Linked DNA regions of Homo sapiens: all the other regions are linked to region 4. The links are chromatin contacts, found by Hi-C or POLR2A ChIA-PET in ENCODE. All regions are on one chromosome and are shown on one strand. Each heading gives the region's core, a stretch centred on a gene start or an enhancer-like site at or near the end of the contact. The rest is flanking DNA. Distances are from core to core; before and after follow the strand shown. Region 1 holds the start of RACK1 (receptor for activated C kinase 1). Region 2 holds the start of TRIM7 (tripartite motif containing 7). Region 3 holds the start of MGAT1 (alpha-1,3-mannosyl-glycoprotein 2-beta-N-acetylglucosaminyltransferase). Region 4 holds the start of HNRNPH1 (heterogeneous nuclear ribonucleoprotein H1). Region 5 holds the start of NHP2 (NHP2 ribonucleoprotein). Region 6 holds the start of TRIM52-AS1 (TRIM52 antisense RNA 1). Region 7 holds the start of HEIH (hepatocellular carcinoma up-regulated EZH2-associated long non-coding RNA).

Region 1 (3,852 bases), core at 610-3,109, 1.6 Mb before region 4:
CCTTTACGCAGGCTTTCTAGCAGACATTGCCAAGGTTCTTCTCCAGGCCTTCAAGGCCCTAGGTTAACTGCACCCTCCATTTCCCTGCTCTGTCCTCAGCCCCTCCACACTCCAGCTCAGTACGTTGGCACTAACTCTTCCCTCCGATTGAAATATTTTTCCCCCATTTGACTTCCCTCCACAGGAACATTATTCTCCCATATACCCGCAGGGCTCTCTCCGTGTCTCTGTTCCAATGTTCTCCCCTCTTCGCATACCGTAGGAAGTAAACTGCAAATAAAACAAACCAGGGTCCCCCCTCTGTCTTGTTCACAGCTGTGTCCCCAAGACCTAAAATAAGGCCTGGCACCCAAGAGGTGCTAAGTTTCACAACATTTACTCTGCCTTGTTCAGGGCGCTTTACATTTGCTTCTTCACTTTCCACACCACCATGTAATGTAGATACTAATATTATTTCCAATCTCATTTCACAGATGAGAAACGAAAGTTGATAGATGTCACAAATAGAAAAGTATATACTTAGGTATAATGCCCCCTTTATTTTGCATAGATGTTGGTGGCTGCTATCATCCTGATCTGTGCCCCTGTTTAAAACTACTTGAATAGACATGGTGCCAACACTGTCTCTTATAGTCAGAGATGGGTGAGAATGGGAGCCATTACTTATTTAAATTCCTGCGGTCGAGCGGAAGGCAGAAGGACAGTTAGGTATCCGTGTTCCACCGCTTCCCTGTCTGGGCACGTCCTTCAGGGCACAGTTGGACCCCCAGACCCCTGGGCTTTTGTGTACGCTGGCTGGGCCCAGAGAGAGCTTTCCACTAGATGTCCCCAGAAGTCAGAACCTTAAGGTCCTCCTTTGGGCATTTCCGTTTCTGCGAGAGCTTCCCGTGTTCTGGCCTAGGCAGGAACGGATTGGCAGTCTAGCAACACACAGGGCAATTTTTACTTTATTATTTTATTGTATGTATGTATTTATTTATTTGAGTCGGAGTCTCGCTCTGCTGCCCAGGCTGGAGTGCAGTGGCGCGATCTCGGTTCACTGCAACCTCCGCCTCTCAGGTTCAAGGGATTCTCCTGCCTCAGCCTCCCGAGTAACTGGGATTACAGGCACCCCCCACCACGCCTGGCTAATTTTAATTTTTTTTATTTATTTATTTGGAAAGAGGTTGCATCATGTTGGCCAGGCTAGTCTTGAACTCCTGACCTTAAGTGATCCACCCGCCTCGGCCTCTCAAAGTGGTAGGATTACAGGCATGAGCCACCGCGCCCGGGAAAAAGAGACCAATTCTTAGTTCATCCAGAGTAACCCTCTCCTGCCTTAGTCCAGCCTGGACTAAGTCCTTCCGGAGTTGGTGTGCATCAGAACAAAAACCTCGTGAGGGGAGAACACCCTCCGGAAGCACAGTTTTAAAGTTTATTTTTAACATTTTAATACTCTACTTTTTAAATTGCCCATCGTTACCCACGATAGTGAAATGAAAATTAAGCTCCCCTGGGGTTGCCCCGTCAACCCTCCCCGCACCAAGTGGAACAGGCGGAGCTCGAGCTATGCCACATAGGGGCGGGGAAGCAGCCCGGCGGTCCTCATGGGAATGTGCCGTACACTTCACCTCTTTCGCTTCTCGCTCTACATCATCCCTGAGAAGCCTTTTTAAACACTTGAATGTGCTTGTTTCAGAGTGTATTTGTAAAGTGCAGTCAGATTTTGTTGTACGGAAGACGGGACTGTGATGCCTTGCAATTTCCCTCTGCCTTTTGCATTACATGGCGCCGCCATCTTGAGCAGAAATGTATCATGGGGCTCGCCATTTTGCATGGTCGAGCGGGTATTTCCGGTTCCGGCGGGGGGCTTTTCTCTCTCTCTTTCACTGCAAGGCGGCGGCAGGAGAGGTTGTGGTGCTAGTTTCTCTAAGCCATCCAGTGCCATCCTCGTCGCTGCAGCGACACACGCTCTCGCCGCCGCCATGACTGAGCAGATGACCCTTCGTGGCACCCTCAAGGGCCACAACGGCTGGGTAACCCAGATCGCTACTACCCCGCAGTTCCCGGACATGATCCTCTCCGCCTCTCGAGGTACGGACTAAGGTAGATTTCAGGACCCGAGATTGCAGGGCTGGGGGATTCCGCGTGTCGTGTAGGGAATTCCGCGTGTGGTGTGGCAGGCCGGTGGCGCGCGAGTTGGCGGGGACTGACAGACTTCTCTGCCCCATTGTGAATTGGGGCGTGCGGACCCGAGCCTAGGCCTCAACCCGGGCGAACCACATTGCAGATGAGAACCTACGTGTACATCAGCTCGCAGCTGCTAGGAGGGTTGGAGAGTTGGAAACTTTTAAAATATCTTTTGCCTTCTCCTTCGTAGTGTGGCCGGGGGCCTACGGGCCGGGCGGGGCGGTGATGACCCCAACATGCCATCTGAGTGTCGGTGCTGAAATCCAGAGGCTGTTTCTGAGCTGCCGCCCGGCCCAAGGCTCGTGGGGAGGCAGGTGGACTCCAGAGGACCTCGTGGCTCAAGTGTCGGCCTACTTTTTCTGCCCCTGGTTCTCCCCGTCCCTATCCCTGTGTTCCTGACTGCGTTTAGACGCTTCTTGTGCTTCCGCTTTGCTGCTACACTGTTAAGAATTGTCTGACTTTTGAATCATGTCTGGCTGTTAATCGTAAAATTTGTTGAGTGGGACAGGTTTCAGTAAAAGCATCCAATCCTGTAGCGCCTGAAGTGGCTTTTCCAGCATTCATTACTACATTTCTGTCGGCCCTCAGAGGTAGGCATAGGAGGCCCCAGCTACTCTACAGCCACAAACTGCTGTGCATTTGGTTGCAGAGAAGACACAAAGTGGCTGTTGAGTTCGTCTGAGTTTCAGGAAAGGGTGTCTGTATTTCTGGCACCTAAATTAAGTTCTCAGGATACAGGCTGGGCGCGGTGGCTCACGCCTATAATCCCAGCACTTTGGAAGGCAGAGGCGAGTGGATCACTTGAGATCAGGAGTTAGAGACTAGCCTGGCCAATGGTGAAACCGCATCTCTAGTTAAAAAATTAGCCAGACGTGCTGGCAGGTGCCAGCTGGCCAAGTAATCCCAGCTACTTGGGAGGCTGAGGCGGGAGAATTGCTTGAACACGGGAGGTGGAGTTTGGAGTGAGCCGAGATCATGCCACTGCACTCCAGCCTGGGCGACAGAGCGAGACTCCATCTCAAGAAAAAAAAAAGTTATCAGGGTACAGTTTACCTCTACGTGCGTTTTTAGTCTGGAATAGAGCCACTCAGTCCTGGTCTGTAACTGCTCTTGTCTGTTGTTTCCATCCCTCCTTAAGCGTCCTTAGTTGTTGTTAACCCACTCATGACCTTGACACTTAGTGAATTATCCAGTGTGTTAAACGGGCTGCGGGTTCCTCACTGATTTTTCTTCTGTTTTACCTCCTTTAGATAAGACCATCATCATGTGGAAACTGACCAGGGATGAGACCAACTATGGAATTCCACAGCGTGCTCTGCGGGGTCACTCCCACTTTGTTAGTGATGTGGTTATCTCCTCAGATGGCCAGTTTGCCCTCTCAGGCTCCTGGGATGGAACCCTGCGCCTCTGGGATCTCACAACGCAAGTAGCTGCTCACTTAGCTCTGGGGCCTTGGGAAGAATCTGGGCAGAAGTGAGGTGGATGCAATTGGCTGGTTTCCCAGGGGAGATCCAGTCCATTTGGGAACTGGAAAGCAGAGCACACCTACAGAAGATGTTTGGCCTCCCTCACTTTAAATAAGTTACTCAGCATTGCTGAGGAGTGTGGCTGAACATTTTTGCCAGGTGCAAAAGTTCTGAGTGGGCAGCAGTTTGAACATGTTTTACCTTGAAAGCTCAGGTA
Region 2 (2,576 bases), core at 1-2,500, 1.6 Mb before region 4:
AGGCGATGGGCCTACTTTCCACCGTGAACTGCGGCTCCTCTTTTGAATTTCGAACCAAGTTTAATCCAAGAAAACCTTACTGAGCTTGCCAAGAACTGCTCTAAAAACAGGATTCAGCCGTGAACAAACCTAGTACAGTCCATCTGAAAGCTGACATTCCAGAGGAGATAGAGTGCGGGCACAGAGCCGGCCCTGAGAAGGGAGCGCGCTAAGAGACGACTTTACACAGTGTGCGCGTTCGGGGCGGGCTTCGTGGGCAGAGACGTTTGAAACAAGACCTGAATGAGGTGGGAGGGAGCATGCAGGTGGTGGGAGAAAAGAGGTCCACGCAAGGGGAACAGCCAGCGCAGAGGCCACGGGGTTCAGGAACAGCAAGAAGATCGGGGACACTGGGTCCTGGAAGGCCCTGAGAAGGGAAGTCGGGAAGGAGGGAGCATCCGGGGGCAGATGAGGTGAGGCGAGGTCTTCGCCTTTGGGTGAGAATTGCTGAAGTTCCCGGTGACATTGGCAAGGGCGGTTTCTGAGGAGGGTGCGGGCGAAAGCTTGATCCAAGTGGCCTCCAGAGTGAGCGAGGAGAGAGGGTGTGGAAGCGGATAACACAGGCAGCTCTGCTGCGGGGCTGTGGAGACAGCTGGGGGACAAGAGAGCGCTGAGGTTTGTGTGTGTGTGTGTGTGTGTGTGTGTGTGTGCGGTGGGGGGGGAATAATACTGAATACAATGGGAAATTATAAATGTGTTATCTGTTCAAATACTAAGTAAAGAGTAAAGAAGCCGGAGGACAGTCGCAGAAAAGGTAATGGAATGGATACAAGGCCACGCTTGCGCGTGAGGGGACAGGACCAGGTTCCAGTCTCTAAATTTAACTCAGCACAGGGCCGGGGCGAACCTGCGCTGGCGGAACCTGACACCGTGGCCCGAGCGCCAGGCCCTTGCCCCGGCGATGCTGGGTCGGCCTCGGTCGGAAACCGGGAGTGGCGCTGGCAGCATTTGTGCGCCCACCTGTCGCGGCCCGTTTCCCGCGGCTGACTGGGTCAGGCTGGGGCGGCCTGGAGAGTCTGAGGGACGGGGGCGAGGGGGAGAGGCCGCTGGCCAGGGCGGGGGCTGGTGGAGCGCAGATCCGGGGCGCAGGGCGCTGTCCCGCACTTGAATGGCCCGTAGTCAACGTGCGCCTCCCCTCCCGGCTCCCAGCCGGGCGCGCCCCGGGCTCGAGTCTCTGCCTGCCCAGTGGCAGCCCCGCCCTTCCTCTCCCAGTGGGCCCTCGGCGCCCAGCTCCGCGTCCTGTGAGGTCCAGTGGCCGCCCAGGCGCGACCAGATCTGGGTGCGCGGAGAGCGCGCATGGCGGCTGTGGGACCGCGGACCGGCCCCGGAACCGGCGCCGAGGCTCTAGCGCTGGCGGCAGAGCTGCAGGGCGAGGCGACGTGCTCCATCTGCCTAGAGCTCTTTCGTGAGCCGGTGTCCGTCGAGTGCGGCCACAGCTTCTGCCGCGCCTGCATAGGGCGCTGCTGGGAGCGCCCGGGCGCGGGGTCTGTTGGGGCCGCCACCCGCGCGCCCCCCTTCCCACTGCCCTGTCCGCAGTGCCGCGAGCCCGCGCGCCCCAGTCAGCTGCGGCCCAACCGGCAGCTGGCGGCAGTGGCCACGCTCCTGCGGCGCTTCAGCCTGCCCGCGGCTGCCCCGGGAGAGCACGGGTCTCAGGCGGCCGCGGCCCGGGCAGCGGCTGCCCGCTGCGGGCAGCATGGCGAACCCTTCAAGCTCTACTGCCAGGACGACGGACGCGCCATCTGCGTGGTGTGCGACCGCGCCCGCGAGCACCGCGAGCACGCCGTGCTGCCGCTGGACGAGGCGGTGCAGGAGGCCAAGGTGAGCGCAGCCCCCACCCACCCCGTGGGTCCCCGGGACCCCCTGACTTGGTCCCGCGCTCCCGCGCACGGGGTGCAGAGAACAGCCTGTCGATCAGGAGGCCCGGGTGAGCCCCTCCCTTCTTTCTCCATTCCAGGAAGCCCAGCGCTGGTTCCCGGGCTGAGCGCGGTTCTCTGTCACCCCCAACATCACCAATACCCCCACCCCACCCCCACTGCGTTTCCCTCTGGGCCAGATACTGGGCCGCCTGCGCGACGTCCCCCACGGACTTGGCGATGTTCTTCCTGTCTGTTCGGAGCCTCTAGCCTGGTCTGCGTCTCCGCAGCTCTCTGCCCGCGGGAAGTCTCCGGCACAGCCACGCAGCCGCTGCCCCCACTCTTATCTCTTTCCCCGAAGCGGGCTCTGCTCAAAGTCCCCACCTCGTGGAACTGAGTGAGAGGACCTCGCCAAGATGTCCAGGGAGGGGGCTCCCGGGTTAAGCCGCGCACCTAGAGCCGTCTGACTGTGCCAACGCTGTCGATTCTGGGGGCCCTTTCTTTGCTATTTTCTCGCTGAGCCTCAGCGAGGGTGTGTGCAGGGGTGAGGGCGGGGCGGGGAGGCTCGGGCGGCAGTCCCCAGTCTCTCCTTGCTGGCCCATCCTGCTCCAACTCTCCCAGCCACGGGGCTTCCTGGTGGGGGGGCGGAGAGTAGAGGAGACGACTAGGGGTAGGGCTGCCGGA
Region 3 (3,476 bases), core at 210-2,709, 1.2 Mb before region 4:
TGGTGGCTTGCAGCACGTTTGCACTTACCCTGAGCCTCAAACTAGTTATCTGTAGAATGGGGATGATAACGCTCACTCCGCAGAGCTGCTGAGGCTTGAAGGACAGGCCGAGGGAGGGTTTGGCCCGTGAGGCCCCTCACCATGCCTGGTGACCCCTTAGCAGTTTTGATTTAGGTCCTCGCCTCCACGCAGGGGCCTGCGGGTGCGCGCGGCCCTTTGTTTCTCTAGAACCCTGCACGATTCGTGGTTTCATGTAGAAACAAGTTAGTGAGCAGTCAGTCAGTAACCACAGGCCGCAGAGTTCCGGGCTGCTCCGTGCTCTGGAACACGGGGGAGGGGTTGATGTCAGGGGCGTGGGTCCTGATCACATGGCAGCAGCCCTTCTTGGGGAAGTCAGCTACCCAGCAGCCTGTAGTCCTCGGCTACCCACCCTCACCGCCTGGGGTCCCATGGTGAGACAGCTGGGTGGGCATCAGGCTTCTGCAGAGGGCCAGGCCGGAGGGAGCTGGGCGAGGGAGTGGGGCTGGCTCCTGGCTTGCACCGGCCTCGTGGAATCCAGGCCTCAGACCTGATCGCTGGCGAAACTGGCTCTGTGCGCTGGAGCCCCTGGTCTTCTGCGTCTGTCCTCCTCCCGGCCAGACTTTACTCCTGGCTCAGCGACAGGTATTTGCTATGGAAGAGCTGTCCCTCCCTCCCCTCGGTGGGCCTGGGTCCACCTCCACCTCCTCTTCAGGTCCGCACCTTCCTCCCCTTTAAAACACCAGCCGGGCGCAGACCCGTTCTAGGCTTTTCCATGGTGCTTCCGCCAAAGCTTGTGACCGAGTCCTTCCCGCCTAGGGCTGGTGGGCCTCCCCTGCTGGTAGGTCTCTCTTCGCTTTCTTTACTCAGAACTGAAGCTCTCATTCCCCACCCACCAAGGAAAAACAAAAGGGAAGAAGCCACAGCTGGCCCCGGCTTGCTTTGGCACAGGTGTTTCCCCCCGGCCCCCCGTCGGGCACCCTGGTTCCTGTTCTGTCCCTGCCCCACGCGACCCTGGGGCTCCCACCCGGGCTCCTCAGCCTCCCCTGGGTTGGGGTGGGGGGACTGGCTCCCAGCCCTTGGCCTAGGGTTTGGTGAACGCCTTTCCTGGACTGCGGGCCCACTTCAGGCGCGGCTCCAGGCTGGGCAGCTGCGCTGGAGGGCCGAGGGCAGGGGTGGGGTCGGGCGTCCACCCTCAGGGTTGCGCCAGGGAGCCGGAAAGCCGACTCCCGAAGTTGGGGTCCTGGGAAAACTTGGGTCCTGGGTTGACTGAGAAGCGGCGGGGAAAGGAGGCGGGCCAGGAGGAGGGGGCCTGGCGGACGCCGGCCGGGGGGCGGGGCGCGGCGGGGCTGTCGGTCACGCCCCTCAGTCCGCCCCGCCCCGCCCCGCCTGCCGGGGAAGGGCCACGTTGCCCGCCCGGCCGTCCGGCCCCGGCGCGCCGCAGAAAGGGCTGGCGAGTCGAAAGGCGAGGCGGCCGCGGCAGCGCTTGGGACGCGCCTGGGCACCGGGCTCGCTCCCTGCGCCCCGGAGCAGGCCAAGTTCGGGGCCAGGACGTCGGGAGGACCTGGTGAGTAGGTGTCCGGGGACGGAGGTCAGACCGGGGGAGGCCTCGCGGGCGCCGAGAGGGAGCCCAAGGGACGTCGGGTCGCCCCAAAGCCCCGGTGCCCATGAGTGCTAGCGAGAGGGGGCTTGGCTGGGGAGCGGCCCGGTCCGACCCGGTGCCAGCTGCGCGTTAGTCCCTTCCCGAGCCGAGAGGTTGGAACTCCGCCTTCTGCTTTCGGAATCCCGGGCCTCCAGCTGTTAGAGGAAGGGCGGGCTCCGCGGACTGGGGAGGATGTTGTGAAACTCGGCCCCGGGCGTCCGTGCGTGCGGGGCAGGGAGGGGGTGGGATTGGGGAGTGGCCTTTCCCCCCTAACCTCACTCCAGCATCCTTTCCCCAAGTTAATAGAGGCTGATTCTCCTCAGCAGAAAGGAAATGTTGATTCAGTGTTGAAATATATATATAATAAGTTGGCAAGAAAACTTTTCTTCCTGTTTGCTAACGTGTGTGGAGTAGAGAGCCCCGGGACGTGCAGTGCCCGCGTCTGATAAACTCTGAAGTAGAGGGACTGTGGCTGGCCGGCTCCCTGAAGGCTGAAGCTTCACTTTGGTTAACCCTTGCTGCTGTAGTGGGTCTGCCGTTTTGTTTTAGAACATCACTGGCTGAGATGTTGCCCAGCTTTATTTTCAGTCATTTACGGTATTTTTTCAGGCCGTGTAGCCTTTGCTCTTACGTGCTCACATCATCCAGGATCTGCCTTCCATCAGCAATCACTGCGTCCTGGTCCTTCCCAATTCTGGGGACCATTGAGCTCACCCATTTCCCTGCTTCTGTGTCTCATTCTCACTGTTAGAAGCACTGCGGTATGCCTGACCTCAGTGGCCTGTGTTAACAAGGGAAACTCATTACTGTTCGGGGCAGTAGGGAAATTGTCACTGTCGTCAGTATCCAGGCAGTGGGACCTTGTGATGAACCAAATCAACCCTGTCACCTTATAGATGAGAGAACTAAGGTACAAGTGGGTCAAGTGACTTGTCCAAAGTTGCCTGGCTTGCTGGCTGGATCGCCTGAATCCCAGGCCTCATGCCTTTTGTGGCACTTGTATTTAGCTCTTCTTTTCCAGGATGAATAACCTGCATCCCTTCCCTCCTAGGTCTTATTCTCTCAACTCTTGAATTATTTAGTGTATCTTCTCTGACTACCTTTCTTTTTTTTCCGTCCTGAAATTATGGGCCTGGTACATGATACAGGAGTCCAGCCAAGGTCTAAGAACGAACATGAAAGCAGTTCAGTTAGAGTTCCATTACCTGTGACATGTCTATATTTTCTGGAATTTTTACGTAGTGCTTTTTAACTTTAAGCAAAGCAGAGATAGAAGGGAAAATCTGTTACCATTTCTTCCACTTCTGTACTTAATTTTACAGCTAAATATAACTTCTCGCTTATTGCTCATGATTGGAAGTTGACTATCTGGTGTTCACTTGCTATTTAAGAAACATTTTTTGCCAGATAAAGGAAATAGGCTGGAGAACACCATGGTATCAGAGTGTTAGAAAGGATCTCACAGCTCCTAGGCAGTCCTTCAAATGCTTCAGAAACTGAGTGAGCCCCATAGGGGCAGGTGGCGCCTACCCAGAGCCACCTCGGTTTTAGCTGAAGGGTTTTGTACTGAAAAGACTCACTTCTCATCTCCCACCATGGTGCAGATGTCTTTGTACCTGGTGGTGTGGATTGGCTGTGTCACCTCCCTAAAGGAGTTGTGAAAACTCTAGAAAGTCAAAGCCAGTTTTGAGTCTGTGCCTTGCATGCCAGTCTCATAAATGACATCATTAGGAACTCAGGTCAGGATTAAGGGCAGTTGTTCTATTTAAAAAGGAAGGTGTAGCAGATTGTATTTTCCCTCAAGGGCCTCACCCGT
Region 4 (3,717 bases), core at 911-3,410:
CACCACTGCACTCCAGCCTGGGTGACGGGCTGTGTCTCAAACAAACAAATAAAAAATAAAAATTTAAAAACCTTGTTTTAATATAAGTTGGACAATTTATATATAAGAGAATTGGCTATAAGTGTATGAAATGTATTCTACCTTACTACTATTCTTTTTTTTTTTTTTTTTGAGACGGAGTTTTGCTCTTATTGCCCAGGCTGGAGTGCAATGGCGTGATCTCAGCTGACTGCAACTGCTGCCTCCTGGGTTTAAGTGATTCTCCTGCCTCAGTCTTGCCAAGTGGTTGGGATTACAGGCATGCATCACCATGCCTGGCTAATTTTTTTTTTTTTTTTTTTTTGAGAGGGAGTCTTTGTAGCCCAGGCTGGAGGGCAGTGGTGTGATCTCAGCTCACTGCTTCCTCTGCCTCCTGGGTTCAGGTGATTCTCCTGCCTCAGCCTCCAGAGTAGCTGGGATTACAGGCGTGTGCATGCATAGATAATTTTTGTATCTTTAGTAGAGATGGGGTTTCACCATGTTGGCCAAGCTGGTCTGAAACTCCTGATCTCAAGTGATCTGCCTGCCTCGGCCTCCCAAAATGCTGGTATTACACGAGTGAGCCACCGCACCTGGCCGGACTCTCTTCTTGATTACCTCAGCCAAAGTGCCTTCTGAAATGGTACCACAGGTGTGTGCTTCTAGTTCAGTTTGTAGTAGAGGGCCTGGTATGTACCGTCATTCACCCTGCCTGCTCCATCTGCATCCCCCTCACATCCAGCAAGAGTTTTCCTTTACACAGGGTTTACGGCTCCCCTGCTGATCACCTGCCAAAGCCTTCTCTCGGAGATAACACCCTTGCCAAGGCCTAAGTGGCCTTTGAAGATCAGGCCCTGCTTAGCTCTGGGCTCCTGTCTTTCTTTTGATGTCCTCTCTACTTTTTCTCAAACCTGTCAAAACTGGATTCGGACTCTGTGGCACTGGGGTTGGAAACATGCTTTGTCCGCATCTTCCCAGGGTGGCACTCAGGCTTGCACTAGCTAAGGTAGCTCTGCGGCAGGGTCCAGCACTACCTTATTGTTAATTTGTGTATTGTCTGTGTCCACTAAAGCTGGGGTGAGGAAGGCAGCCAAATCAGACATGGGGAGGCCTGGGAGGCTACGGCATCTTAGGTTTTGGGCAGTGCTGCTAGAAACCACGAACATTAGTCATCTCGCAGCATGTGTGCACATGGGGTGACCCGGGGGCCTCCTCGAATGCAGCGTCTACGCCTGGTGAATGGACGCACTCTTACCAATTCTGCTCTGGGAGATGCAGCGGTAACCTACCGAGCGCAGAGGCCGGCGCGCACCCGTGGAGCCCGCGCTCGCGATCCCTCCTCGTGCCAGGGCCCCAGGGCAGTCAAGGCCTGCCGACCGTTAGGCGGGTCAAGGGGTACACAGGGTGCGAATTCGTTAGGCAAAAGCTGGGTACAGGCGCGAGCCACAGGCACGGAAACCTCGCGCCGACCGGGGCCCTAGGCCCGACGACGGCAGGTAAGGGGAAGTGGAGGCACACAGGGCTGGGACGTGCCCCAGGCACCATACGGGTGGCTTCGGGCGCGGGACGTCCGCAGCCCCGCAGCTCCCAGGACGTTCGACAATCTGCAGCTGACCAGCTTCGGCCGGTTTGGGGATAAAGGGAAGACAGGCGGCGCGGGGAGTGGGAACGCCTGAAGGCCGCGCCCCTCCTTTCAGGTCGGCCAGGAGCGCGCCGGTAAGAGCCTGGGGGCAAGGGGTAGAAAGACGCCCACCTCATCACAACCCAGAGCTCGGGACTCCTATACAGTCCCATAGGGAACAGGCGGCCGCCATTCCCCTCCCCCACGCTGGCGGGTAAGGCTAGAGAACGGTTTCAAGGAAGACGCATGCGCATGAAATAATTATAAACCGCTAGGACTCCGAAGTTCAATATTCGCGGGAAGGCGCAGGCGCAACAAAAAGCCCGGCGGGTTTATGGGTGGGGGTGCTGAGCCCAAAACCCAAGCGTGTAATAATCCGCCGGCGGGAGGTGGGCTGGCTCTTGAAATTACGCATGCGCCAGAGCTCTTTGTGACGCAACGGGGCGGTGCGGGCAGCTGGCTGCGCGTGCGCAGAACTCGCACAAGGGACCTTATTTAGGTTGCGCAGGCGCCCGCTGGCCATTTCGTCTTAGCCACGCAGAAGTCGCGTGTCTAGGTGAGTCGCGGTGGGTCCTCGCTTGCAGTTCAGCGACCACGGTGGGTACCGTTTTTGCGAGGATTGTTTGTCCCCATATCTCTGGGAGGGCCACGGGGACCTTGGCGAGCTGCAGGCTGCCGTCGAGAGCCGCGAGTGGTTCGCTGAATCTCGGCACCGCCGCTGAGGCCTGCAGGCCGCGCCGACTCTATTGTGTGAGAAGTCGGAGGAGGCGGAGCGGAAGCGGCCGCCGCCATTTCCTTTCCTCTACGCTGGCTCTCGGCCCGGGCCCCCACGGTTCGGGGCGCCGACAGCTGTTGCTCAGGACAGCTTTGGGGGTCCGGTCGCCGGACGAGGAGGTGTTGGAGTCGCCGGGGTGGGTGCATCCGCCCGGTTTTTGCTCCGTGGGGGGGCGGTGCGGGCCCGGGCGCGCCTCGGAGGCGAAGGACAGCTTAATTGGCGCTCTCAGTTCTGGTCCTCCCCGCTTTGCAGTTTGTTTCGACGCCGGACCGCGTAAGAGACGATGATGTTGGGCACGGAAGGTGGAGAGGGATTCGTGGTGAAGGTCCGGGGCTTGCCCTGGTCTTGCTCGGCCGATGAAGTGCAGAGGTTTTTTTCTGGTGAGTTAGAACTAGGACGCGGGAGTTCGAGTTCGAGGCCGGGGCGGGCGGGCTGGCGGGCGGCCGGGCTGGGGCGGGGCGGGGCGGGGCGGGCCGGGCCGGGCCGGGCCGGGTGGGACCCGGGGCGCCCCCTGGCGAGGCGCGGGCGACTACACTCACCGCTGTGCTGCTCGCGCCCGGCGGCCCGCTGTTACGCAATGGAAATTTCGAAAGCCCCGCCCGTCCTCCTGGCCCTTGGGGGAGTGCGGCAGGTTTGGCAGACTTTGTTTTCTTTACCTATCTTTGAACACCAGCTTTTCTTTTATGGGTGTCTTTTTTTCTTTTTCTTTTGAGTTGGAGTCTCTGTCACCCAAGCTGGAGTGCAGTGGCGCGTTCTCGGCTCACTGCAACCTCCGCCTCCTGGGTTCAAGCGATTCTCCTGCCTCAGTCTCCCGAGTGTCTGGGACTAGAGGCGCGCACCGCCACGCCCGGCTAATTTTTGTATTTTTAGTAGAGACGGGGTTTCACTATTTTGGCCAGGCTGGTCTCGAACATCTGACCTCAAGTGATCCGCCCACCTCGGTTTCCCAAAATGCTGGGATTACAGGCGTGAGCCACCGCGCCTGGCCCGGGTGTCTTTTTTCGAAAGGATAAATTGGCATAGGTGGGATTTCCTCCTCAATCTTGAGAAAATGGCCGAGTGATTAGACAAATAATAGTAATGTTTTGCAATATCTTGAAGTGTAACCTCTTGTTTCCAGTTTTGGTGTTTTCTTAAAAAGGAGCATTCTTCGGAAAGTTAAAATGTCACGTCTTAATTTCAGTTTTCCTAATCAAGATTTGATAATTGAAGAGTGTTTTCTTATCTAGTTCTTAATCTGGCTCACTATACAGTTGAAGACACTGAAGCCCAGGGAAGTGTTTTTGCAGTACATAGGTTTCCT
Region 5 (3,854 bases), core at 204-2,703, 1.5 Mb after region 4:
GAGACAAGATTTTCCTGGGTGGCCCAGACTGGAGTGCAGTGGCTATTCACAGGTGCAGTCATGGCTCACTGAAGCCTCTAACTTCTGGGCTCAAGCGAGCCCCCTCTCAGCCTCCCGGGTAGCTGGAACCACAGGCACGAGTCACCACACCCGGGAAAGGCCAATTTTTAAGTTGGTTTAACTGACCTGTGTTCCCACCCACAACTACCGGAACACTTCTAAGTTTCTACTTACTGGCCTGTTCCAGCAACACAAAAATGGCAGGCCTGCCACATCAGGATCAAAGGTAATTAGTATTACAAATTAGTAATTTGCAGCGATTATCTAATTAATATCCATCCAGAGTTCCAAAATATAGTGGAAGAGGCTAATCAGAGATACCAAGATCCACTGGATCTCGGCCTGCCACCGCCCCCCACGCCCTGGCAGCTCTGTCCCTTTACCTTCTACAGACCCGTCCAAAGGGTAGCTCCTCATAGCTCTCACCCTGCACGGCAGGGAGCTCAGTCCCCAAAGCCTTCCCTCCGCTGTTCCCGGCTTCGCTGGAGCCGTCCTTCCCTCAGCCCCGGCTGGCTTCTCGGCTAGGCCCTCTGCATGTGTAGCGTCAGGCAATGGTAAGAACTGCGGGAAAATAGCGGGTGAAGGGATGCTGGTTTGGAGAGAGAGGGGACGGCAATTTTAGATAAAATCACCAGGGAAACCTCTCCCATGGGAAACACTGAAACGGAACCCTGCGGGATGAGAGTGAGCCACACGCTATCTGTGGAAAAGCGGTGCAGACGCAGGTCAGTGGGGTCATCCCTTGCTCTGTATCTTTCACACCTGCGCAGCCGGGTCCAGGGGTCAGAAAACAAAGAAAAATTATGCAAGAAAGGAGGCAGCCTTAGGCCGGGCGCGGTGGCTCACGCCTGTAATCCCAGCACTTTGGGAGGCCGAGGCGGGCGGATCGCCTGAGGTCAGGAGTTCAAGACCAGCCTGACCAACATGGAGAACCCCTGTCTCTAGTAAAAATACAAAATTATCTGGGCGTGGTGGCGCATGCCTGCAATCCCAGCTACTCGGGAGGCTGAAGTAGGAGAATCGCTTGAACCCGGGAGGCGGAGGTTGCAGTGAGTCGAGATTGCGCCACTGTACCCCAGCCTGGGCAATAAGAGCGAAACTCTGCCTCAAAAAAGAAAAAAAACGAGGCAGCCTTTCCAGCACCCAGAGCCCCGCCCTCTCCGGCCCCGATTCCCAGGGCTCCGCCCCTTGCCTCACATTCCCTCCGCTCCGCCCTAATCGGTTCCGCCCAGTCCCTTGGTCCGGGGATGGCCCCGCCTTAAGGACCATGACTCCGCCCCTCTCCGCTCTCCGTAGTTACGAAGCTGGGCGTCAACGATTGGGCTGAGTCGGAGACTTCCTTTCCTGATTGGCCGTGTTGTACGGCGGCTTCTCGCGCAGCTGATGACCTGGAAGTGATGCCTAAAGCTGTGGACCGCGTGGGCTCGCCTCCCTGGGACTAGGTTTCAGCGGCCGCTGCGATGACCAAAATAAAGGCAGATCCCGACGGGCCCGAGGCTCAGGCGGAGGCGTGTTCCGGGGAGCGCACCTACCAGGAGCTGCTGGTCAACCAGAACCCCATCGCGCAGCCCCTGGCTTCTCGCCGCCTCACGCGGAAGCTCTACAAATGCATCAAGAAAGGTGAGGCGGACGGCGGCGTGGCCGGGATGGGTGCGCGGGTGGGATGGGTGCGCGGGTGGCTGAGCGAGGCCCCCGACCGACTCTTCTGTCGTTGCAGCGGTGAAGCAGAAGCAGATTCGGCGCGGGGTGAAAGAGGTTCAGAAATTTGTCAACAAAGGAGAAAAAGGGTAAGAACCTTCCTTCCTCTGGATTTTGCATTTCTAAACGTTAACGGAGAAATCTCTACTTAGTAGGCGCGCAGTAAAAAGGTTAACTCTGACCTAGCCCCATATACAGAAGCCAATCAAGCAGTCGGTAAAGTCCCTTTGGTACAATACCGGTACGACAATACCGGTACACCACGTATACCAGCTCAAAGTGAATTCCAAAGTGAAGCGAATTGTGTAAGCAAAGTCCCTTAGAGTAAACCCACCTTCATTAATTCAGGGACCCTCCTCCCCGGGCTCCGCTCCTTGCCTCAGATTACCTCCGGCCCCCGCCCTAATCCTCTCAGCCCTGAATCTCAGTCCTAGGGATGACCCCTCTCCGGCTCTGTATTTAAGGAACTGAACGTTAACGTTTTTGTTTGTTTTTGAGATGGGTCTAGCTCTCACCCAGGTTGGAGTGCGGTGGTGCGATCACAGCTCGCTGCAGCCTCGTCCCCCTGGGCTCAAGCGATCCTCCCACCTCAGCCTCCCGAATAGCTGAGACCACCGGCTTGCGCCACGCCTGGCTGTTGTTATTGTTGTTTTGCAGAGACAGAGGAGTCTCGCCATGTTGCCCGGGCTGGTCTTGAACTCCTGGGCTCAAGGAATCCTCCTGCCTCAGCCTCCCGAAGCGTTGGGATTACAGGCATGAGCCACCGCGCCTGGCAGCCTTAACAATTGAATGTACTCTTTTTCAGGCACTGTGTTATGGGGGAAACAGTGACATTCATTCATCAGATAATGACACACACACAACTAATTACACGTTGTGATAGATAGCCATGAAGGAAAATAACAGAGTGCAATGATAACTTCATCACCCCACTTTTCTTAATGGCATTTATCAAAGTTTGAACCTTGTTTACATTTTTCTTCCCTTTATCACCCTCTCAGGCCAGATGGTAAGCTCCTTCAGAACAGGGCCTCCTTGCTTTATCCCAAGAAGTGAAACTGTAGGTGCTCAAGAGATCAATAATGTTGGGCAGACTTGATGCTCAACGGCATCTAACCTAGCTGGGGAGGGCGCATCTGGGGAAGTTTCCCTCAGCAGTCACATTTGAGCTGAGGTCTTAAGACACAGGGATTAATTGGGGGGTGGGTGGGAGGATTCTGCCAGAAGAAAGAGTGGGCCTCTGGGCAGGAGAGGGTCTGGTGAGCAGAAGTGCTACCTTCTTAGGGGGCCTTGTAGGACACAGTAAATTTAGTTTTTATACTCAGCACTTTGGAGGCTATTAGGGGTTAAAGCCAGGAAGTGACATAATTTTTATTATTTTTTACACCCTAAGATTTTTCTGACAATTGAAGAAAGGATTAGAGAGGTACGAGTAGGTTTGGGAAAGTTCAGGTAGTAGACTACTGTAGTCCTGGAGAGGTGATGGTGGAGACAGAGTTAAAGGGGACAGATTTGAAAGGACTTTCAGATGTGGAGAATGGGGAGGTATTGACGACTTCTAGGTTCTGACATGCCCAGCTGGAGGGACAGAGGGCCCAATCTTGAGATGTGAACAGTGGAGGGGGACCAGATTTGTGTAGAAAGATCACAAATTTGGGTCTGGGTAAGTTTTTGAGGTGCTGTAGAGACACATGACTTCCACCCCGCCCCACACCAGGAGAACTGTCAAACAGGCAGATGGCTATAGGGGTTTGGAGCATGGAAGAGAGAGGGCCAGGCTGGAGATAGTACATCTGGGAGTTTTCAGCACATAGATGGCACCTGACCCCATGGCAGTGGCTCCGGTCAGCCAGGAAGAAGGTCCTGAGAGGAGAGGGCAGCCGAGGACAAGGCTGTGAGGAACACTCACAGTGAAAGGCGCTTAACAGAAGGGGAGCCAGCAGAGGGCCCAGAGGAGCACTAGGAGTGCGGAAGCATTCTTTCAGCCGAGGGCTCTGTCCTTGTGTGTCCGCCTGTTATCCAGCATGGGAGAGCAGACTTTTCCTTCTGTGTCTTAGGCTCCTGAGGCCCTTGCCCCCCAGCCTTGACACCTGGCC
Region 6 (3,516 bases), core at 509-3,008, 1.6 Mb before region 4:
CTGGAGTGGTGGTGCATGCCTGTGTTCCCAGCTATTCCAGAAGCTGAAGTGGGAGGACTGCTTGAGCCCAGGAGGTGGAGATTGCTGTGGGCCCAGATCGTGCCACTGCAGGGGGCTACAGGAGTCTAAAAGGGAGGGGACACAATTTCCCCAAATCTCCAATGTTGAGGAGTTCTGCCTACACTCCTTGCCCCAGGATGCCCCCAGCACCAAGGCCAAGAGGGTGTCTTGGCCCTCAGCACTGGGGTAGAACATCTGTACACAGAACCAGGCCACAGGAGAAGGCATACACAGAGCCCATGAGCACCAGCCCCTCTGAGCTGCGTCCAGCCCCCATCTCCATCCTCTGTTCTCTGGGACTACAAATCCAGGCCTGACCTGGTTCTATCCCTACCTGCAGAGACAGAAGACAGAAGGAGACAACCCCTGAGAAGCCTTTCCCCAGGGCCTGATTCCCCCTCCCACTGTAAGATCTCTCAGCCCGCACTTTGGGAGGCCGAGGTGGGCGGATCACGAGGTCAGGAAATCGAGACCATCCTGGCTAACAGGGTGAAACCCCGTTTCTACTAAAAATACAAAAAAAAAAAAATTAGCCGGGCGTGGTGGCGGGCGCCTGTAGTCCCAGCTACTCGGGAGGCTGAGGCAGGAGAGTGGCGTGAACCTGGGAGGCGGAGCTTGCAGTGAGCCGAGATCGCGCCACTGCACTGCATCCTGGGCAACAGCCAGACTCCATCTCAAAAAAAAAAAAAAAAAAAAAAACCTCTCAGCCCTGGATCAGGTCCCCTCTCCAGGAAAGGTGACAGAGTGGAGTCTAAATGACACTGCCCTAGGGCCCCGCTGGGGTGGAAAACAGACCCAGACAGCGCCCCCAGCCCTCCCTCCCCAGGGAGGAGTGAAGGGCATAACAGACAGCGGAGGACACCGGGACAGGAAGGAGGGGCCAGCCGCTCTCAAACTAAGTCTAAACCACGGCGGTGAGGAAGTGTGGTCCCAAATCCAGCCCCCTCCCGGCCGAGCTCACAGAGCTCAGGGCTGGAACTCGGAACCCTGGCCCGACGCAGGCGGCAGCACCGAAGGGAACTTGAGCCCCGGCCCCCTCAGGGGACCCACGACCGGGGCGCAGCTTTGCTGGCAGACGCCGCAATACTGCGCAGCCGCGGCCCCGCAAGCAGAAACAGGGCTGGGTCTGAGGCCTACGTGGAGCTGGGGCCCGACGGCTCACGGAAGGCAGCGGGGGGCACTGGGCGCCCCGGATCCGAGCCTCCCGGGCGGCAGGCCCTCCCAGCTGTGCGGCGCCCGGATCCCCACAAAGGCACCCCAAGCGCGGACGGCGGGACGGGCGACAGCACCAGGGTGGTGTCCCAGGCTTCCCCACCGCCGCGGACCAACTCGGCCCCGGCCCGGGCGGGGCTTCCGGAGAGATTTATCCCCCTTCCCTCTAACCTTCCTGGGGCTCCGGCTCAGGCTGGACAACGGCTCGGAGACCCAGTCCCCCTCAAGTGTTGACCCCCCCACCATCTAGAACCAGCCAACCCACCAAACCACCTCTCCCAAGCCGGGCCTCTTCCCGGCGTCCGCCGCTGACCTGATCAGAGCCGCTCTGCCGGCCCGAGGGAGCTGAGAAGGGGCTTGGGAATGGGGTCTTGAGGAGGGGCTGGCCGGAATGTGCAGCACTAGCCCAGCTGGAGCGGGCGGCGCGGGCGCGCCTGTCCCCCAGCCCACCCAACTCCCGGCCCGCGCGGCCCCCGGCACACCATAGAGACGTGGTCCTCCGCCGGCCTAGAGCGTCTCTCCAGAGCGTGTGCAGGAGCGAGACGTCATTTTGCGTCGCCTCGGGCAGGGTAGCCAGCGGCTGCATCTGAGGCGGACGCCGCAGTGTAGGGCACACCCTGAGGGTAGCGAGAGACGTGACAGGACCGAGCAGCTGGGGGCTGCAGCCTGCTCTGTCCCCACCGATCCCAGAGAGAGGCTGTGAGTCTGGATCTGGGCGTTCGCACCCTGAGAGAGGGGGTCAAAGCTCCCCTGCGGCCCCGAGGAAGAAGAGCAAGGTTGAGGACAGCCTCGGGTCACCAGAGTAGTTTGGAGGCAGGCCTGCAGGCGCGTCCCCGCTCCTCAGCTCCAAGCTGACGTATCTACACCTGCCGGCGGGCATTAAGATGGCTGGTTATGCCACTACTCCCAGCCCCATGCAGACCCTTCAGGAGGAAGCGGTGTGTGCCATCTGCTTGGATTACTTCAAGGACCCCGTGTCCATCAGCTGTGGGCACAACTTCTGCCGAGGGTGTGTGACCCAGCTGTGGAGTAAGGAGGACGAGGAGGACCAGAACGAGGAGGAAGATGAATGGGAGGAGGAGGAGGACGAGGAAGCGGTGGGGGCCATGGATGGATGGGACGGCTCCATTCGAGAGGTGTTGTATCGGGGGAATGCTGACGAAGAGTTGTTCCAAGACCAAGATGACGATGAACTCTGGCTCGGTGACAGTGGTATAACTAATTGGGACAACGTAGACTATATGTGGGACGAGGAGGAAGAAGAAGAAGAGGAAGATCAGGACTATTACCTAGGAGGCTTGAGACCTGACCTGAGAATTGATGTCTACCGAGAAGAAGAAATACTGGAAGCATACGATGAGGACGAAGATGAAGAGCTGTATCCTGACATCCACCCGCCTCCTTCCTTGCCCCTTCCAGGGCAGTTCACCTGCCCCCAGTGCCGAAAGAGCTTTACACGTCGCAGCTTTCGTCCCAACTTGCAGCTGGCCAACATGGTCCAGATAATTCGCCAGATGTGCCCCACTCCTTATCGGGGAAACCGGAGTAATGATCAGGGCATGTGCTTTAAACACCAGGAAGCCCTGAAACTCTTCTGTGAGGTGGACAAAGAGGCCATCTGTGTGGTGTGCCGAGAATCCAGGAGCCACAAACAGCACAGCGTGCTGCCTTTGGAGGAGGTGGTGCAGGAGTACCAGGTGAGAGAAATGAGGGAATGTGGGGGGATGAAGGGAGTGGAAAGGTAACTAGGAGAGCTGAGGAATGAGTAGCATTCCTTTCCCACCTCCTCAGGTACTTAGTTGCTAAACTTCTCTTTATTTGATGAGGGAGACACGGTGGAGAGAGATGGTCATATGGGTAAAAAAGGAGACACAAAACCATGAAGATTGGGGCAGATTGGCTTCCCCAGAGGAAGCTGAACAGATAATATGACGGTCACTGGAAGCGGACCACTACTGCTAATACTGGCAGTCTACCTAAGTGTAAGGGACGTGAGTAACAGATACCCAGTACTTCATTTCTCCCTAATGTGAGTCCTTGACCAATTCCCTGGGACAGGTACAGATAGGAATAGAAAGCCACAGTACTTGGAGATAATAGACATTTGGGACCTCAGCACAAGCAGTGTCAAAATAGATGTATTGGTAGACAGAAATGCCAGATGTGAGTCCTAAACTACTGATAGCAATTGGCCACACCCCCCCTCTGAAAGTCTGGGATTGCATCTCTACCTTCAGTGGGGTC
Region 7 (3,719 bases), core at 1,156-3,655, 1.2 Mb before region 4:
TCAGTCCATAACATGGAGTGTCTTAGCTTGGGTTGCTATAACAAATACCATGCCAGCTGGGCGCAGTGGCTCACGCCTGTAATCCCAGCACTTTGGGAGGCCGAGGCGGGCGGATCATGAGGTCAGGAGATCGAGACCATCCTGGCTAACACGGTGAAACCCCATCTCTATTAAAAATACAAAACTTAGCCAGGTGTGGTGGCGCATACCTGTAATCCCAGCTACTCAGGAGGCTGAGGCAGGAGAATCGCTTGAACCCGGGAGGCAGAGGTTGCAGTGAGCCGAGATCGTGCCACTGCGCTCCAGCCTGGGCAATAGAGCGAGACTCCATCTCAAAAAAAAAAAAAAAATACCGTGTCATAGAGTGGTGGAGAAATTTATTTCTCAGTTCTGGGGGTTAGAAGTCTGAGATCGTGGTGCCAGCATGGTCACGTTATGGTGAGGGTCATCTTACAAGTTGCAGATGGCTGCCCTCTTACTGTATCCTCATATGGCAGAAAATCAGCAAGCTAGCTCTCTGTTCTCTTTTTTTTTTTTTTTTTTTGAGACAGAGTTTCACCGTATCGCCCAGGCTGGAGTGCAGTGGCGCAGTCTCAGCTCACTGAAAGCTCTGCCTCCCAGGTTTACACCATTCTCCTGCCTCAGCCTCCTGAGTAGCTGGGACTACAGGCACCCGCTGCCACACCTGGTTAATTTTTTGTATTTTAGTGGAGATGGGGTTTCACCGTGTTAGCCAGGATGGTCTCGATCTCTTGACCTCGTGATCCGCCCACCTCAGCCTCCCAAAGTGCTGGGATTACAGGTGTGAGCCATCTCTGTTCTCTTAGGCAGTCATTCCATTCATGAGGGCTCCACTCTCATGACCTAATTACCTCCCAAAGGCCCCACCTCCAAATAGAGAAATAGATTTCAACATTAATTTTGGGGTGACAGTCCATTCGTAACGGAATGAACCAGGAGACTGCTGACCAGAACATGGAAAGTGCAGCCTTGTAAACAGTCCGTGTGCTCAAGCCTGGCTGACTGTCAGACACAACAACCAAACCCTCACCTTGACCCCCACCCCCAGCCACACTGGAACCTGAACTGAGAGGCCACCCTTTCCCTGCAGGACCAGCTCCTAGAACAGCGGTTCTCAAACTTGAGCAAGTGTCAGAATCACCTGAAGGGCTTTGTTAAAACACAGGCTGCTGGGCCCCAGAGTTTCTGATGCAGGAAGTCTGGGTGGCTGAGAATTTGCATGGTTACAAGTTCCTGGGTGATGCAGATTCTGTGTGTCTGGAGGTAACATTTTGAGAACTGCTGTTTCAGAAGTTCTCCACATTAAAGTCTACCAGTCCTGACTGGTACCTAAGGGGTCATGAGGTAGTCAGTGCACAAGATAGAAAGTGAAAACACTGTCTTAGAATTTAAAACAATACTTCCTAACACCAATAGGTAGCTTTTGATAAAGGAATTATCAAGCATGGCTGTATTCATTTCTTATTGCTGCTGTAACAGATTACTACAATTTGGTGGCTTAAAACAATGTAAATTTATTATCCTAGAGTTTTGGAAATCAGAAATGGAAGCCCAGGCGCAGTGGCTCATGCCTGTAATCTCAGAACTTTGGGAGACCAAGGCAGGAGGACTGCTGGGGCACAGGAGTTTCAGACCAGCCTGGGCAACATAGTGAAACCCCATCTCTACAAAAAATGCAAAAATTAGCCAGGCATGCTGGTGCACCCCTGTAGTCCCGGCTACCTGGGAGGCTGAGGTGGAAGGTTCACTTGAGTCCAGGAAGGTTGAGGCTGCAGTGAGCCATGATTACGCCACTGCACTCCAGCCTGGGTGACAGAACAGACTGTCTCAAAGAAAAAAAGAAATTAGAAGTGAATCTCACTGGGCTAAAATCAAGGAGCCAGCAAGAGTTGTGTTTTTTGTTTTTTGTTTTGAGATGGAGTCTCGCTCTTGTCACCCAGGCTGGAGTGCAATGGTGCGATCTCAGCTCACTGCAACGTCTGCCTCCCAGGTTCAAGCGATTCTGGGGAGGGGAGGAGGAGGGAAGCAAGGAGAGAGGAACGCAGGGAGCAGAGCCTGACCTGGTCACAGGGGTCTGGGAAAGACAGAGGCTTTGTTAGAGCCGGCAGCTGAGGGCCGAGGCCGAGCAGGGGTTAGGCCAGCACAGGACGAAAAGGAAGAAAGTTCCAGGTGGAGTCTGGTGGAGAAAGACCGACCTGGAAGGCACCAGCATGTGCACGTGGCAACTGAGGTCGAGGACGTGCCTGAGAGAGAGGAGGAAGGTGCCCTGCGGACCGGGTAGGGTGCGGAGGTCGGGAATGGAGAACGGTCGTTGGGCAGGTCCGGGTACCCGTAGCCAGAACCACCCGGGTGTGCGCAGCTCGGCCAGGCCCCGCCTCCCGGCGTCCCCGCCCCCTGCTGGGCCTCTCTCCGCAGCCGCGAGACCCGCGCTTGGCGCATAGGCCGGTTCTAATTTACAAGAACACCGCGGCCTGAGGCCGGAGAGTCCCTTCAACCCGGGAGGCGGCGGCTGCAGGGAGCCGAGACGGCGCCATTGCCCTCCAGCCTGGGCAAAAAGAGCGAAACTCCGTCTCAAAAAAAAAAAAACATGGCCGAAACCAGGAAGCTGCGCGATGGCGCCACGGCCCCTCTTCTCCCGGCCTGTGTCCGGAAGGTTTCCCTCCGAGGCGCCCCGGCTCCCGCAAGCGGAGGAGAGGGCGGGACGTGCCGGGGCCGGAGCTCAGAGGCCCTGGGGCCGCTCTGCTCTCCCGCCATCGCAAGGGCGGCGCTGACCTGAGGCCTCCCCGCAAAGGTCCCCGAGGCGGCGGCGGCGGCGGGCTGTGAGAACCGCAGAAGAACGCTGGGCGCGCAGCGACCCGTCCACCCCCGCGAGGAGAGACTTCCACAGAGGCAGCGTTTCCACAGCCCAAAGCCACGTTTCTAGGGTGATGCAGCCCCAGTAAGTTCCTGGCGGGGAAGCTCACGGCTGTCAAAAGAACTCTTCGCTCCAGCCGGCGCACGAAGGGGAGGAGGGCAGGAGGCTGCCGCCCGCACAGGTCATCTGATCACGTCGCCCGCCCTAGTCTGCTTTTGTGAATCTCCACTTTGTTCAACCCCCACCCGCCGTCTCTCCCTCCCTGCGCCTTCCCTCTAACCTTAAAGACCCAGCTACCTCTACGCAAATGGTAGCTACCTCTGCGCAGGTGGAAGTTGAGTTCGGTTCACGCGGGACCCTCTTCCCTGTGGCAAGCTGCTGAAGGAGACCTGCTGTTACTGCTTTAGCTGCTGTTCTGCTTAATCTCAGACAGCTGGAAGGTAGTATTCCGCCCTCGCCCAGCCACCCGAGTAAATGAGAATGATGACTGACTGAGACCCTGATGGTGGTGGCTTAGGCTTAATCTCAGACAGCTGGAAGGTAGTATTCCGCCCTCACCCAGCCACCCGAGTAAATGAGAATGATGACTGACTGAGACCCTGATGGTGGTGGCTTAGGCAAGATGAACGTCTGAAATGGAGGCCCAGGGCTGCCACGATGGCTCTGTAGTCATCAGGGAGGGAGCTCCTTTTATCTTGTTACCTACTCCCCTCTTGTGCCCCTTTCTTCCCTTGATCTAAGAAGGTTGCTCCGGATCTCGCCATCTGGCCTGCGTTCAATCAGCAGAAGCTTCCTGGAGGAGCAGGAGGAGGCACTGTGCTCGCATCACATACCAGTGGCCAGA

What was found. A loop is a pair of places that touch in the nucleus more often than their neighbours do. ChIA-PET counts read pairs that join two places held with the same protein, here RNA polymerase II (POLR2A). Pooled maps may share reads with other maps.
Region 1: a loop to region 4 is called in a map of CD4-positive, alpha-beta T cell, with 6 times the contacts of the local background. The contact joins the promoter of RACK1 here to the promoter of HNRNPH1 in region 4. A Hi-C loop is called at or near these places in 1 of 168 maps with a recorded cell type or tissue (CD4-positive, alpha-beta T cell), 1 of 37 single-sample maps with no recorded cell type and 14 of 50 pooled maps. POLR2A ChIA-PET finds 5 or more read pairs at or near these places in 2 of 52 experiments (BJ and naive thymus-derived CD4-positive, alpha-beta T cell).
Region 2: a loop to region 4 is called in a pooled map, with 5 times the contacts of the local background. The contact joins the promoter of TRIM7 here to the promoter of HNRNPH1 in region 4. A Hi-C loop is called at or near these places in 7 of 50 pooled maps. POLR2A ChIA-PET finds 5 or more read pairs at or near these places in 3 of 52 experiments (CD4-positive, alpha-beta T cell, activated CD4-positive, alpha-beta T cell and activated CD4-positive, alpha-beta memory T cell).
Region 3: a loop to region 4 is called in a pooled map, with 34 times the contacts of the local background. The contact joins the promoter of MGAT1 here to the promoter of HNRNPH1 in region 4. A Hi-C loop is called at or near these places in 2 of 168 maps with a recorded cell type or tissue (ascending aorta and naive thymus-derived CD4-positive, alpha-beta T cell), 7 of 37 single-sample maps with no recorded cell type and 16 of 50 pooled maps. POLR2A ChIA-PET finds 5 or more read pairs at or near these places in 2 of 52 experiments (activated CD4-positive, alpha-beta T cell and activated CD8-positive, alpha-beta memory T cell).
Region 5: a map of CD8-positive, alpha-beta T cell shows a loop between it and region 4 (10-fold over the local background). The contact joins the promoter of NHP2 here to the promoter of HNRNPH1 in region 4. A Hi-C loop is called at or near these places in 2 of 168 maps with a recorded cell type or tissue (CD8-positive, alpha-beta T cell and vagina) and 8 of 50 pooled maps. POLR2A ChIA-PET finds 5 or more read pairs at or near these places in 1 of 52 experiments (activated CD4-positive, alpha-beta T cell).
Region 6: a map of naive thymus-derived CD4-positive, alpha-beta T cell shows a loop between it and region 4 (15-fold over the local background). The contact joins the promoter of TRIM52-AS1 here to the promoter of HNRNPH1 in region 4. A Hi-C loop is called at or near these places in 1 of 168 maps with a recorded cell type or tissue (naive thymus-derived CD4-positive, alpha-beta T cell) and 10 of 50 pooled maps. POLR2A ChIA-PET finds 5 or more read pairs at or near these places in 4 of 52 experiments (CD4-positive, alpha-beta T cell, activated T-cell, activated naive CD4-positive, alpha-beta T cell and 1 more).
Region 7: a pooled map shows a loop between it and region 4 (10-fold over the local background). The contact joins the promoter of HEIH here to the promoter of HNRNPH1 in region 4. A Hi-C loop is called at or near these places in 4 of 50 pooled maps. POLR2A ChIA-PET finds 5 or more read pairs at or near these places in 2 of 52 experiments (CD4-positive, alpha-beta T cell and activated B cell).

What each region holds. Positions count from the first base shown.
Region 1 is chr5:181,241,913-181,245,764 of GRCh38, reverse strand. It overlaps RACK1 (receptor for activated C kinase 1), which reads left to right and starts at 1,859. Exons shown (of 8, transcript NM_006098.5): 1 at 1,859-2,073; 2 at 3,420-3,591. The coding sequence starts at 1,965. SNORD95 (small nucleolar RNA, C/D box 95) reads left to right here and starts at 2,389; the gene lies at 2,389-2,451. RefSeq lists enhancers at 92-141, 1-289, 1,615-1,684, 1,765-1,904, 2,005-2,064.
Region 2 is chr5:181,203,870-181,206,445 of GRCh38, reverse strand. It overlaps TRIM7 (tripartite motif containing 7), which reads left to right and starts at 1,250. Exons shown (of 7, transcript NM_203293.3): 1 at 1,250-1,857. The coding sequence starts at 1,336. RefSeq lists silencers at 972-1,291, 1,552-1,881, 1,922-1,991.
Region 3 is chr5:180,800,789-180,804,264 of GRCh38, reverse strand. It overlaps MGAT1 (alpha-1,3-mannosyl-glycoprotein 2-beta-N-acetylglucosaminyltransferase), which reads left to right and starts at 1,459. Exons shown (of 2, transcript NM_002406.4): 1 at 1,459-1,585. RefSeq lists enhancers at 1-25, 480-589, 733-1,439, 1,440-2,147 and silencers at 960-1,009, 1,020-1,099, 1,270-1,629.
Region 4 is chr5:179,622,114-179,625,830 of GRCh38, reverse strand. It overlaps HNRNPH1 (heterogeneous nuclear ribonucleoprotein H1), which reads left to right and starts at 2,160. Exons shown (of 14, transcript NM_001257293.2): 1 at 2,160-2,236; 2 at 2,667-2,794. The coding sequence starts at 2,698. The region is part of intron 4 of LOC128966623 (a long non-coding RNA gene); the gene reads right to left. RefSeq lists enhancers at 549-1,333, 1,334-2,119, 1,869-2,163, 2,219-2,388.
Region 5 is chr5:178,151,484-178,155,337 of GRCh38, reverse strand. NHP2 (NHP2 ribonucleoprotein) reads left to right here and starts at 1,453. Exons shown (of 4, transcript NM_017838.4): 1 at 1,453-1,680; 2 at 1,778-1,847. The coding sequence starts at 1,521.
Region 6 is chr5:181,259,454-181,262,969 of GRCh38, reverse strand. It overlaps TRIM52-AS1 (TRIM52 antisense RNA 1), which reads right to left and starts at 1,758. Exons shown (of 3, transcript NR_102762.1): 1 at 1,586-1,758. It overlaps TRIM52 (tripartite motif containing 52), which reads left to right and starts at 1,827. Exons shown (of 2, transcript NM_001346048.2): 1 at 1,827-2,969. The coding sequence starts at 2,157. RefSeq lists silencers at 1,197-1,446, 1,557-1,706 and enhancers at 1,847-1,896, 2,077-2,126.
Region 7 is chr5:180,830,304-180,834,022 of GRCh38, reverse strand. It overlaps HEIH (hepatocellular carcinoma up-regulated EZH2-associated long non-coding RNA), which reads left to right and starts at 2,405. Exons shown (of 1, transcript NR_045680.1): 1 at 2,405-3,719. It overlaps LINC00847 (long intergenic non-protein coding RNA 847), which reads right to left and starts at 3,066. Exons shown (of 3, transcript NR_045679.1): 1 at 2,794-3,066; 2 at 1,163-1,350. It also overlaps a transcript of ZFP62 not described here. RefSeq lists silencers at 1,691-1,860, 2,301-2,430, 2,791-2,840.